Regions from separate parts of the Homo sapiens genome. Here regions 2, 3 and 4 are each linked to region 1. The links are chromatin contacts, found by Hi-C or POLR2A ChIA-PET in ENCODE. All regions are on one chromosome and are shown on one strand. Each heading gives the region's core, a stretch centred on a gene start or an enhancer-like site at or near the end of the contact. The rest is flanking DNA. Distances are from core to core; before and after follow the strand shown. Region 1 holds the start of PHLDB2 (pleckstrin homology like domain family B member 2). Region 2 overlaps PLCXD2 (phosphatidylinositol specific phospholipase C X domain containing 2). Region 3 overlaps TAGLN3 (transgelin 3). Region 4 overlaps PLCXD2 (phosphatidylinositol specific phospholipase C X domain containing 2).

Region 1 (3,277 bases), core at 738-3,237:
GAACCTTCGCTCTTTATTCAAACAAATATTTACACAATTGAAGGCAACGGCAAGAGAGATATAGCCATTCTGTTAAAATAGTGGGCAACTCTAACGGTTTATTTATCCCAAATCCGACAGTTCTGTTGCTAACCTACCAGGAACCAAGAATTCAAGTGTTCACAGGGCAAAAGTTTAACCTTCTGAAACTGTGGACCTCATTTAGATCTCTCCCAGCCGAATTCAAACGTTAGAATCCCAGAGACATATCTCGAACGCCCAAATTAAACCAAACTAGGAAGCTTAAAATTACACGTCCAATACTTGAAAACCTACATCTGTAACTTACACGTTCATATTACGAAGGGAAATGTGGCTGACAAATATTTACACTAAAAAGACTCCACATTTTTATGCCTCGTCTAGTTACACTCCCAGCTGTGCCTGGCTATGACTAGTTGTGCATTCTAGAGCTCTTTAGAGCTACTTCAGAGTTGCAGGATAAAGATTTCTAGGGAAGAGGGCAGGGCCAGGCGCCCGGAGGATTTCCAGCCACGGGTAGTTTACCGAGAGAAAAAGCTGCGGGCGTCGCTCCCTCTTTTACATAAGAAAGGTAAGTGAGGAACCGCGAAGCAGTTTGACTTCTCAAGCTCTTTCAAACAGGAAACCCCAACCCTGGGAGGGACAGCCTGTCAGCCTTTTAATTTCCTGGTGGTGGCGGGAGTTAGCCAGGTCCTCGGCGCTTTAATAAGTGATGACTGCTAGGGCTAAGTTATTAAGCGAACCAGCAAACGATTCAGCTGCGCCTCCGCCGCGCAGGGAGCTGGAGAAACAGAGGGTTAAAATACTCCCCAAGCCTTCCAGCTGCTATCTCTAGGGGTGCCGAGACGGCCACACTGTAAACTTTCAGTGGGGGGTCAAAGGCCAAATCGAAATCAGCCGCTTTTGGCGGTTAAAGCTCGTAGGTTCACTCTTGAAAGAAAGTGGAACTAGAAGCGCAGCTAGCCAAATATTTGCGGGGAGGGAGTCTTCTCTGAATCCCGCGCCCTACACCATCCAGCAGCGGACCTTCTCTTTCTCAGGGAGCTATCCCAAGGATCCCCATCCCTCTCTCCATGTGCATTCCAGAGTTGCTGGAAAAAGTTGCCCCCAGTTCCCCCACATTCTGCCTGTTTTCTACAATCACTCTGGAAGCATCTTCCCTACCAGACACTCCCTCCCCGGGATCCCCTCAACCGGAGATCTACCCAGCCCCCCGAGAGTCATGCACAACGGGGTTCGCCACCCCCACCCACCCAGCTGCGCAGCCTGGGCACTGCCGACCCCAGCCCGGGCTTTTGTCCCTACAGCCTGTAAAGAAGCAAAGAAACTCTGTGTCCCCGGAGCCCACTCACCGTCTCATCTTTCCTCCAAACCGCCGCTCTACGCTGGCGCCGCCGCCCTAGCGCCTAGCCTTTGCCCCCGCCCACCCTGTCTCCCTCCGTGAGCCCGCCGGCCCCTCCTGACTCGCGGTGAGCAGTCAGCGCGCCCCTCCTCGGCCCGGGCAGCCACTGCCTCCTCTCCGCCCCCAACCCTCCGCAGCGCAACCGGCGGCAACCAACTCGGCCGCGGGGGAGGCAGCGTCCCCGGGACGCACTCCTGGCACACGGAGTCGGCACCACCCCCTCCTCCCGGGCGACCACCGCCGCCTCCTCACCTGGCCATTGGTGCAGCCCGTTCCCGGCGGCGAGAGAAGGCAGGCGCGCTCCTTGCGCCACGCCACACCGTCGGGCCCCCGTCGGGTCCCCCTCGGGCCGCAATGGTGGGCTCCGCGCGGCTGGGTCCGGCACTCTTGACCCCCTTTGTAACCACCGCGGCGGGCACCCAGGGAGTTCGAGCAACGAAGTTGGTGACCTGCCCCGCTCCCAGGCAGTTTGCTGTTGGGGCTTTCACGGCTGCTGGAAGGGCATGGCTGTTTGCCCCATCACTGGGCGCCAGCTTCTCAAAGCTACGTTCGCAGCAACGCAGTAGGGACTTTCGTGGCAGGCTTTTTTTAAGAGCTGAAAGAAGGGCGGGAGGGTTTACGTCCTAGGGTGATGATTTCCTCACCAGACAGCGAAGTATCTATTGGGAAACTCCAGGTGACCGCACCTCCTTCCGACAGTTCGCCCCGGGGCAAGTTTACCAGCTGCGTCAGAAAGCAGGTTTGCAAAATCCTTGGAGAACGGCCTGAGCTAAGGACTGGGGTCAGGAGGGTTTTAAACTCATTCTGATTTTCTTGCAATCATATCTCTTGAAAGTTTTTATATTTTCCCCAATATTTTTCTGAGTTGCTATATCCAATGAAAACAATGCTGATGTAGAGGTCCACCAGCCAATGCTTTATTGGAAGTCAACGAATGAGACCGAGGGTGGCCCATAATCAATCTCGGCACGCGGGAATGTGAACCTCTTCCAAGGTCTGGGCGAGTCCCTAGAGTTACGCAGATGAAGGACATTGGCCCTCGAGAATCTCACACCAGCAAAGAAGAGCACAACGAAGCGCAAACTACTTATGATCATTGTGGCTTTGGGCAAGTTGTTGTAGCTCCCAGCAACAATTTCTTCACCTGGAGTGCAGCAATAAATGATACTGGTGCTGCAGGGCAGCTAATAAGCTTCTGAATAATATATGCAAAGTACTTGGCACCATGAGCAGAACTCAGTATACCGTCACTGAAGAAATAGCTTATTTAATGATTACACTTTTCATATGTGCAAGTAAAAGTTTGACTTTTAGGGAGAGCCTCACCTACGGAATGTCTTTTTTAAATTTCTTTTTTAATTATACTTTAAGTTCTGGGATACATGTGCAGAACGTGCAGGTTTGTTACACAGGTATACATGTGCCATGGTGGTTTGCAGCACCCATCAACCCTTCATCTAGGTTTTAAGCTCCGCATGCATTAGTTATTTGTCCTAATGCTCTCCCTCCCCTTGTCCCCCACCCCCCAACAGGCCTCAGGGTGTGATGTTCCCCTCCCTGGGTCCATATGTTCTCATTGTTCAACTCCCACTTATGATGAGAACATGCAGTGTTTGGTTTTCTGTTCCTGTGTTAGTTTGCTGAGAATGATGGTTTCCAGCATCATCCACGTCCCTGCAAAGGACATGAATTCATTCTTTTTTATGGCTGCATGGTATTCCATGGTGTATATGTGCCACATTTTCTTCATCCAGTCTATCATTGATGGGCACTTGGGTTGGTTCCAAGTCTTTGTTATTGTGAACAGTGCTGCAATAAACATACGTTTGTATGTGTCTTTATAGTAGAATGATT
Region 2 (3,117 bases), core at 60-2,559, 140 kb after region 1:
ACCAATACTTAATCAGTTGTCTCACTAACGGTCTTTCAGTCTCATTTTATTAATCAAAGGCTTCCTAGGTGACAGCCAGTTATTTAGTGACATAAAGGAATAATGAAAATTCAATGTGATAATTTCTGCATTAATAGTAAGTGTAAACTACCACAGGCAGCATAGAGAAGAAAGCAATAAAGTGTACTCACAGTTTACATCATAGTAAAAACAGCTCAATACATACTCAGTAGGCTGAGAATGCTTTAAAGAAGACAGAAGAAACTCTCCCTTGATGCTGCCTGCCCTTCTTTCAGCACATATCTTGACTTCTCAGTTTTCCAGACAACCCTGTTCAGGCCTTGGTAGCATTTTGTCCTTCTCCTCTTTCTTTTTCTCTTACCATAACTATAATCAGTCCTGGGTCTCCTCCCTCTCTCAGTGGACTCTACAATCAGCCACGGGCTAAAACACATATCATAAATCAATCAATCTATCTATCTATCTATCTATCTATCTATCTATCTATCTATCATCTATCCATCATCTTATTTTTTTTTTGAGACGGAGTCTTCCTCTGTCCCCCAGGCTGGAGTGCAGAGGCGCGATCTTGGCTCACTGCAAGCTCCGTCTCCCGGGTTCACGCCATTCTCCTGCCTCAGCCTCCCGAGTAGCTGGGACTACAGGCGCCCGCCACCACGCCCAGCTAATTTCTTTGTATTTTCAGTAGAGACGGGGTTTCACCGTGTTAGCCAGGATGGTCTCGATCTCCTGACCTGGTGATCCGCCCACCTCGGCCTCCCAAAGTACTGGGATTACAGGCGTGAGCCACTGCGCCTGGCCTATATTTTTATATTAATAGCTGATTATGACTTAAAAGATCACCCTCCCAGGGGTACTTCCATTTTGAACGGGGACTCCTGAAGAGTGATAATAATAATGCTTCATACAGATTTTTGGGGAATTAAACAAAATAATACATGTAAAGTGTTTAGAAGAGTTTCTGTGATATGATAAGTGTGGTAAAAAAAAAAAGGTAAGGAATCATAACTGGAAGAGTGTGAGGTAGAAATATTTGGTGGCTGGGAGTAAGAAACTACACCTTAAAGAGGTCACATCCTCCTGCTTACGTGACAACATGTTGTGGTTTGGAAGTGAGAAGCTGCAAATACAGACTTCCTTAAAGATAGACCAAGGATACACAAGGAACCACACCAAGGACACAGTAGTACTGAACCTGATAGATTCAAGACTTCATTTTAAAAGCCTGAGTCAGTGTTGAAGTATGAGGTGCAGGCGCCCTCTGCTGGTCATTACAGGGAAATGAGCCTTAAAGGCTTGTAACTCCAGTCACTGCAGCCAGAGCCTCCTCACCTTGGAGGATCCCTGGAGCCTGAGCAGAGAAATGCAGTGAAAGGTATGTACCTGTGGTTTCCAGTGACAAAGAGTTCTGTGTCAGCTTCGGGTAGCATGTGTCAACCTTCTCCAAGGCAAGGATCAAATAATTAGGATTAAGTACGAAGAAGGGGAAATGCAGAACCCACAGTGAAGAGGAGCTACTTTATTTTCTCAGCTCTTGGTATTTACCAGGACAAGGGATCTGTGCAAAAGGCTGAACCTGACAGTGCTGACAGGCCCGTGAGGCAACAGTTCCCATGGATGGCAGAGCAGGAGGTTAAAAACTTCCCTTTGACCTTGGGGCCCAGCTGGGAACAAGGGTGGTCCATAGTGTTTCTGGGTGTCTTTACAAATAGGGATGGCATGTCTATTTTCTGCCAGCCACTGTGGCTGGCATTTTCATGTTAAGGCTACAATCTGATGAGGTTTATTAATCCTGTTTAACTGGTGAGAAAACCACAGCTCAGAGACCTCAGAAAACTTGTCCACGGCCACCCTGTTGCTCAGGGACTGCATTGATTTGCTAGGGCTACCATAGCAAAACACCACATACTGGTTGGCTTAAATGACAGAAATGTATTTTCTCTTGTTTTAGAAGTTGGACATCCAAGATCAAAGTGTCATCAGATTTCATGTCTCCTGAGGCCTCTGTCCTTGGCTTGCAGACAGCCGCCTTCTTATTGCATTCTCACATGGCCTTTCCTCTGTGAACACATATCTGTGGTGTCTCTTTGTGTGTCTAAATTTCCTTTTCTTTTAAGGATACCAGCTAGACTGGATTAGGGCCCACCCTAATATCCTCGTTTTGACTTAATTACCTCTTTAAAGGCCGTATCTGCAAATGTACCCACATTCTGAGGTAACTGAGAGTTGGGACTTCAATATGTGAGCTTGGGGATGGCGGGGATGGGACGGGGCACAACACAATGCACCCTGGAACAGGGAGCATGTCAGGCTGCACTCTCAGGCCTTCTGATTTCAGTCCATGTTCCCTTATAGAGTTCATGGATGCTCTGTCCTCAAGCTTAGGCAAAGCATTTTCATATGATTTCAGTGAGAGTGCCATGAACCTGAATTTCAGGTTTCTATAAGTCTGGGAGAAACCACCATGGAAATTGAGTCAAATGGCTATATTTCTTGTGGCTTCCTTCTACGGTGTTGAACCAAAATGAACAAGATCTTAGCTCCAAAGTTTATCGAAGAGTTAGGGGGTTAAATCCCTGCCGAGAAACCACCTCTACATTTGTAAGAAAATATACCCTGTCTTTTTTTTCTTGGTTTGAGCTGACCACCAGTGCCAGCGACCAGTTGTTAGGACAGACCCTCTGGGTGTTGGCACACAGGGGAAGGTCCTATGTTTGTTCAACAGCCCAGAGGAAATGACAGCCACACTCTGCACTGGCCTTTTGGAACAAACTCAACCAGAGCTATATTTTCCTCCTTCAGTTGATGTGCAGGACTAGGAATGCATGCATACTTGCAATATTCTTATGGCCGGCAGGGGGGCGAGATGCCAAAGAAAGTATCTTTCCAAGCTTGGGGACATTGGCTTGCTGCTAGCAGTAGTGCAAGGGCTCTGGCATAGTAGGATCCCTTGGCTTTGGGCGCATGCCAACATCATTATCTCTCATCATAAAGGAAAGAGCCAATGTTTCACTTGCAGCCAGATTAAAGTTTTAGGAATGTACAGATATGAAAAGCTTTGTGACATTGTGGGTTACTAGTTATAACCTGTGAGAT
Region 3 (3,080 bases), core at 22-2,521, 150 kb before region 1:
TCTTTTACATTAAAGGTCTTTTTTAAATGTTATACTGAATCCTAATGTGTAATACAGATATATCAGAGCTGCTATGGTTGAAGCAGGAGTGGGGGCCCAGGGTTCTGCCTCCTCAGCAGCCCTGCCCCCACAGGGATCCCATAGGAACCTCTGGGTAAACCTAGAACTGCAGAGAACAAAGAGAGAACACAGTCCAAAAAACTACCATCCAAACATTTAGAGTGTGGCAATGTCTATACTTTCATCTATTTTATCTTTTTCTTGTTATCCATTATATGGATAAAATACCTTATTTCTTTTCTTACTAGATATATCACATGTTTTTTTTTCCTTGTTTCTACTGGTAAGAAAGAATAAGATGAACTGATAATCCCCAGGCTTTTTTGACCTTTTAATGTTTTCTATCCACGGGGAAAAAAATCTCAAAAACCTATTCATCTTAGGCAAATCGCAATACCAGGCAATATCCTAGGGTTTTCAGGGTTTAGACCCTTTAAATGACTTTAGGAGAGCAAACTACATTGTCTATAACTCCTGGATGATGAAAAAAACTGTATAAATGTCAGCATCGGACCTAGGGTCTCGTCTGTAAGAGGAAGATGAATGCTAGAGAAGTGAAAACTGCTCATTCATCCAGTCATCTACCCACCCATCCATTCAATAAAACCATCCACCCATCCATTCTTCCTTCCATCCATTCAACAGATACTTCCTGGGCACCTATACAAGAGCTTCTCAAGAAACCGGGCTTTGTCTCCCGGGCTGTGTCCTCTACAGGTCTAGCACAATAAGCACAAAGTACATGCTCAAAAACTTGTTGTGGTCAAAGACTTTGTTCTTGAACTTATGTCTCTAGGCTCTCAGAGTGGGCGAAATGACTCCTAAACTTTCTATTCCAATTGCCAAGATAAACGCGATAATCTTGCAAGAGCGTCCTCATAGCTAACCTATATTGCTCAGCTGCAGCTTAAGCTTAATTCCATCTTTCTGGCCTTTGAATGGAAGAGAAACCAGTCCGGACTGTGGAGTCCTTAAGAGAAAGAATGAACTTTACACTGTAAGACACAAGACTAATTACTTTATTAGGTGCATTCTATAAGTTGAAGAGGAGAATTTTTGGCAAATAAATAAATAAATAAATAAATAATCAAACAGAGACTCTGGGGCCCGAGGAGCTCAGGAAAACGGAAGCGGAGTCTTTGCATAGTTCTAAATGAACAGGAGGTGGCAGCAGTAGGCAACGCGGATTCTCGGCGGAAATGCAGCACTTGCAAAAACCAGGGACAGAAGGCTTTGAGAAAGAGGAGAAGGTCAGAAGGTGACTAACTATTTCTTTTTCGTAGAGACCATGGTGTGGAACATTCGTCCTCTCTACCAGGGGCAGGATGCCGCGTCCTACATGATCTGCCTGGGCATCCCGTACCCTGTCATGCCCGCCTGGGAGGCTCCCTTGTTGCTGCCCATCTGCAGGCCTATTACGTTCTGTCCCTGGCGAAGCTGCTCCTCGGAAAAGCCTCTCCGATTCTGCTGGGCTTTCCTGGACAAGGAAAGTGAGAGGGAATAATGTCATTATGACAGTTTTCCAATCCTTTTCAAGATATGCAATTAGACAGGCTCTGCTGGGGGTCCCCAAATAGATCAGCAGGTCCTACCCTGAGCTGTGGTTATGAGCTATGGCCCTACTCTGAGCTATGGCCCTACCCTGCACTGTGGACCTACCCTGAGCCGTGGCGCTACTCTGAGCTATCTCTGGCCCTAGCCTGAGCTGTGGCCCTACCATGATGCATGAGCTCCCTATCTTTTAGAAGCCCAGGTGTTTTCCAGAATTCCAGCAAAGAGTAGGGCAGAATCAGTGGCTACCTCTCTGGGGAATTCACTCTCAGCTTTTCTTGTTTCTCTTTCTCCCCACTCTCCCTTCTTCCCCCACCACTTTAGGCCATCTCAGACTTCTAAGAAGAAGCCTGCTTCTTCTTACCCTTTCTCTCACAGCTACGTCAAGCCTTTGTGAAAATTAAAATTGGTTCTTCTTACAAAGCACATCATTAATCCCATTCCCCCTTTCCCTGTATAGGGCCAAGATGAATATACCCTTTTAGAGCCAAGGGACCTAAGAGTTAATGAGGGGAAATGTCGCACTCTAGATTAGAGGTCTGCAAACTTTGGTAAAGAGCCAGATAGTACATAATTGTGGTTGTGTAGCCACATGGGAACACGGTAGTTCACTAATAATACAGACACTAAAACCAGGGTTTCAAATGGCCAACCTCTCAGAAGTTTTCAGGGCGAGTGTTCTTTAAAATGACATAAGCTGGTAACTTTTTTTTTTTTAATAACTGTCAAGGAGAAGAAAAGGGGATGCTGGAAATGAATAATCAATTATTTGCCACAGGGCACTCTTCTACAACTAAATTACCCAGTTTAAGCTTCCTGCCTACCCTACCCCCTGAAAAAAAAATCATTTTAAAAAAAGACCCTTTACTGAGAGATAACCATATAATTTGTCATCCGGACTAGGACGCTGTTGAGAGTGAAAGAGAGTTCTATTAATAGATATACTGGGACAACATAGATATTAACCATGACTGTTCCAAACAAACATGACATATTTACCCTTTATTAAGTACACAAACAAAAAAGAAGGAAGGAAGGAGGGAGGGAGGGAGGGAAGGAGGAAGGAAGGAAGGAAGGAAGGGAGGGAGGGAGGGAGGGAGGGAGGGAGGGAGGGAAGCAGCCAGGCAGGCAAGAAAGCTCAGAGCTGGCTTAAGTCATAATAAAGCCAAGTTCAGACATGAAGCCACCTTCAAGAAAGGCCATCCAGTCCTGCTGAGCCTCAGGAGAAACAGAACCTGGGTGGAGCTGGGAGGTATCTGGTAGAAAAGGCCCAACCATTTCTGCTCTGGTTAGGTTACTGGCCTGTACAGAAGCATCAGTCTTTCATTGCTTTGGGGAACTCAGTTGTGGAGACAGCAGTGCTTGGTCCTGGGGCTTTGCACATAAAGCCTCTGTAGAGTTCCAAGGCTTCAGACCCTCCCTCTGGTTAAAATCGCCTTGTGGTCCAGGGGGCAAGGAAGAGGCTTTTA
Region 4 (3,087 bases), core at 449-2,948, 160 kb after region 1:
TTAGAGATGTAAGTATGGCCAAGTTTATGTTAGTTCATCTCTCTCAATATGCTTTATCACCCAATTTTTCTTTTTAGGCCTCTCGAGTGTGCTTGTTTTATTCAGAGGCTTTTTGCTTTCTTAGAAGACATTCTCACTCAATAATGTGGTAAGTTGAGAGCGCTAATGCACAGCTCGAGCCTGCTGGGAGGGTAGCTGAACTATGGATGTAACACATTCTCCATCTTTTTGACAAGGTGTACCTGCAACTTAAATGTTTTTGCTAGCTCACACGATGGGATTTTTTTATTTAAGTAGTGAATTCTGGATAAAATAAATCTTATAAGTTATAGCAAATGTTTGGATAGCAAGAGTTTGGATGGAATATCTACAGACGTGTTTGGAGCTAAGGTCTTCTCGGTTACCAAAGTATTTATGTGCATGTCTATGTGTACATGTTGGCACTAAAACTGGCCCATCTTAAATGAAATCCAGAAAATTCTCTTATTCAGTGGAAAAAAAGCCCACCTTTCATTTATTTGGAAATATGTTTACTAATATCAATAGAAAACTTCTAATAGATAATAATTATTCTCTAAAAATTCTTTTAAAGACAAATATTATTTTGAGCTCATTTTTGAGAGTCATCTAAATGCCATGTAAGCTCCAAATTTTTATCAAGACCTAAATCATATTATTTCTATCAAAACTAAGATCATCTGGTCGGTCCATCGTAAGCTTGGGCTAAAAACATATATTGGATATGCATGTATTTTCTATAACGAATAGTCAGAGTGTTCAATTAAAGCTTGTCTATTTTATCTCAGTCTGAATTTTAGGTCACATGTCTGTAATTTGCATATTCTTTCTCTATTAGCCTATACTTTGTCAAGTGAGGTCAGAGTAATGCAGGCAGCTTGCAAAAAAACCAGGTGCGGCTATCTTTCCAGTTACCCACTATAGCTGATGCTGCATAAAATTGCATTGAATGTCAAATTTAGTTTTCCTAATTAATAAAAAATATATAAACTAAAAAAAATTCTAGGCAAATTAATAAGATCTCAGCTGCAAAGACTCTTCCCTGCCCAGCAACAGCAAAAAGATATTAAAGGTGCCCAAACACAAAAGACCAAAAAAAACCCTTTGCTCACACTTTATCTTAATAAAGCTAAGTAATTCATATGATGCTAGCTACCAGAAGGTGTCTGGGCAGCAGTAAAGGCTCAACTAGGTCAGAAGACAATCTGTGCAAACAGCAGAAGAGAAAGCAGTATCATGCTTATAAAAAGATAGAAGATATAAGTGTTCAAGCCAAGAAAAAGAGTAATTTTTTCCCATCTCTGAAGGACGAAAATGAGAACAGATGCCCCCCTCCAATGGAATTGAATCAGAGATGTCCAGCTAAACAATAGCTCCTCCTCCCTCATCACTGCCATCTTTGAGGGTTTCAGAGATGTCAACCTCATGAGTTGTTAACCAATTTTAAAGAGTTGAATTTTTCTGAGAAAAAATAGTAGTCCCTTCTTATTTGCAGTTTCAATTTCCACAGTTTCAGTTAGCCACAGTCAACTGTGGTCCAAAACTATTAAATGGAAAATTTAAAAAATAAACAATTCATAAGTTTTAAATTGTGCCCCATTCTGAGGAGCGTGATGAAGTGTTTTGCCATCCCACAGGCCTTCCAGCCCAGGATGTGAATCATCCCTTTGCCTAGCATATCTACTTGGTAGAGGTTCCCCAACCATTAGTCACTTAGCCATCTCAGTTATCATTAAAACACTCAAACACCAATATAACCATCAACAGATAATCTTTCCCTAATGTAAACAGCAGAACCAGTAATGTTTTCAGAAGTTTTTCTGTATGTTTTCTACAAACTGAAAATACTAATGATGAGTTCTTAGAGACATAAGCATGGCCAAGCATGCCTGTTGCAGTTTCACAGTGTTGGTTTTCCAGGAACCCTAACTCTACTTGAGAATGACCCCAAAGTGCGACAGCAGTGATGCTGGCATATTGTTATAATTGTTCTATTGTATTACTAGTTATTGTTGTTAATCTCTTACTGTGCCCAATTGATAAATTAAACTTTATCATAGGCATGTATGTACAGGAAAAATTACAGGATGTATAGGGTTTGGCTCTATCCATGGTTTCAGCAGCCATTGGGAGCCTTGGAACATACCACTTGCAGATAAAAAGAGACTACTGTAAGAAGATTTTATGATTTGATTTATGGAGAGCCAGAAGACCCTATCTTCATAGAATTTCTATTAAAAATGTTTCAACAAGATTTTTTTTTTTTTTTTTTTTTAGAAAATGGGTAAAAAAATGAGATTTAGGCCCTCAAACACATTATCTCACTAAAAGTGCTTGGATTTTAATGACTTATGATTTTTAAGAAATTCAACATTTTTTTCAAATGTACTAAAACGAAGGCAGTCAAAACATTCCCACTCAAGTTCACCCTGATTAAAAACTCTGAATATATTCCTGAGGTTTAGAGAAACCACTACTTCATTTTACAAATGGCTGACAACATATGTCTCAATATGCATACAGGCAATACAGGCAAAATCAGCAGGCCAAGTTTCTGGAAGAAGAGCCATTTAGGAGCTGCTCCTCCTTCAGCATGAATGTCCACTCTCAGACTTTGACAGTGATGAGGATATGCCAGAACACCTCTCTGGCCCTTCAGAGAGCACCGGCCTAGCTGGACTCCGGATCCCTTAGGGTCCAGCTCTGACTTCCCATGGAGGCTGTCACCAGCTCACTTCCCTGTGGAACATCTTCCTGACTCACAACAGCAGCCAGCTCTGCCAGGACTATGAGCTTCCAGGTACAGCCATGTTGAGGGGCATGGCCACAGAGCAGTGACTAAAGGGACTAGTCTACAAAGGATGTTAAGATATTGCTTGGAAAAACTGCAAATTTGGTGCCAGTTGCTGCAGGTTTTCACCAGTGACTCCTTATGAAATGGGCAAGATGTTAAAAAAAAAAAAAGCTCTCTTCAATGCACATAGTAAACTCTTTATCTTGAAAATGAACATGCGATAAGAGAAAAAGTCATTTTTAATCACCACTCTCCTCTAAGCACAGTGAATACTG

The links. A loop is a pair of places that touch in the nucleus more often than their neighbours do. ChIA-PET counts read pairs that join two places held with the same protein, here RNA polymerase II (POLR2A). Pooled maps may share reads with other maps.
Region 2: a map of heart right ventricle shows a loop between it and region 1 (12-fold over the local background). The contact joins the enhancer-like site here to the promoter of PHLDB2 in region 1. A Hi-C loop is called at or near these places in 97 of 168 maps with a recorded cell type or tissue (A673, B cell, CD4-positive, alpha-beta T cell and 60 more), 37 of 37 single-sample maps with no recorded cell type and 49 of 50 pooled maps. POLR2A ChIA-PET finds 5 or more read pairs at or near these places in 20 of 52 experiments (A549, AG04449, AG04450 and 16 more).
Region 3: a loop to region 1 is called in a pooled map, with 4 times the contacts of the local background. The contact joins the enhancer-like site here to the promoter of PHLDB2 in region 1. A Hi-C loop is called at or near these places in 1 of 168 maps with a recorded cell type or tissue (PC-3), 1 of 37 single-sample maps with no recorded cell type and 12 of 50 pooled maps. POLR2A ChIA-PET finds 5 or more read pairs at or near these places in 5 of 52 experiments (A549, MCF 10A, OCI-LY7 and 2 more).
Region 4: a loop to region 1 is called in a pooled map, with 2.2 times the contacts of the local background. The contact joins the enhancer-like site here to the promoter of PHLDB2 in region 1. A Hi-C loop is called at or near these places in 3 of 50 pooled maps. POLR2A ChIA-PET finds 5 or more read pairs at or near these places in 4 of 52 experiments (GM12878, H1, PC-9 and 1 more).

What each region holds. Positions count from the first base shown.
Region 1 is chr3:111,857,975-111,861,251 of GRCh38, reverse strand. PHLDB2 (pleckstrin homology like domain family B member 2) reads right to left here and starts at 1,987. Exons shown (of 18, transcript NM_001134438.2): 1 at 1,676-1,987. LOC105374040 (a long non-coding RNA gene) reads left to right here and starts at 436. Exons shown (of 4, transcript XR_924333.4): 1 at 436-592. RefSeq lists enhancers at 554-663, 994-1,578, 1,579-2,165 and a silencer at 1,470-1,529.
Region 2 is chr3:111,715,888-111,719,004 of GRCh38, reverse strand. The region is part of intron 3 of PLCXD2 (phosphatidylinositol specific phospholipase C X domain containing 2); the gene reads right to left. Among named protein-coding and RNA genes, the nearest start is that of PLCXD2-AS1, 40 kb to the right of the region's middle. Within about 2 kb of position 1,309, at least 4 of the 41 ENCODE cell types and tissues checked have a DNase peak (open chromatin) inside an H3K27ac peak, as active enhancers do; they include heart right ventricle, left ventricle myocardium inferior, spleen and 1 more, where a contact is called at or near this core.
Region 3 is chr3:112,011,867-112,014,946 of GRCh38, reverse strand. It overlaps TAGLN3 (transgelin 3), which reads right to left. Exons shown (of 5, transcript NM_001008272.2): 5 at 1,062-1,537. The coding sequence ends at 1,396. Among named protein-coding and RNA genes, the nearest start is that of TAGLN3, 14 kb to the right of the region's middle. Within about 2 kb of position 1,271, at least 4 of the 41 ENCODE cell types and tissues checked have a DNase peak (open chromatin) inside an H3K27ac peak, as active enhancers do.
Region 4 is chr3:111,694,367-111,697,453 of GRCh38, reverse strand. All of the region lies in intron 1 of PLCXD2 (phosphatidylinositol specific phospholipase C X domain containing 2), which reads right to left. Among named protein-coding and RNA genes, the nearest start is that of PLCXD2-AS1, 18 kb to the right of the region's middle. Within about 2 kb of position 1,698, at least 5 of the 41 ENCODE cell types and tissues checked have a DNase peak (open chromatin) inside an H3K27ac peak, as active enhancers do; they include PC-9, where a contact is called at or near this core.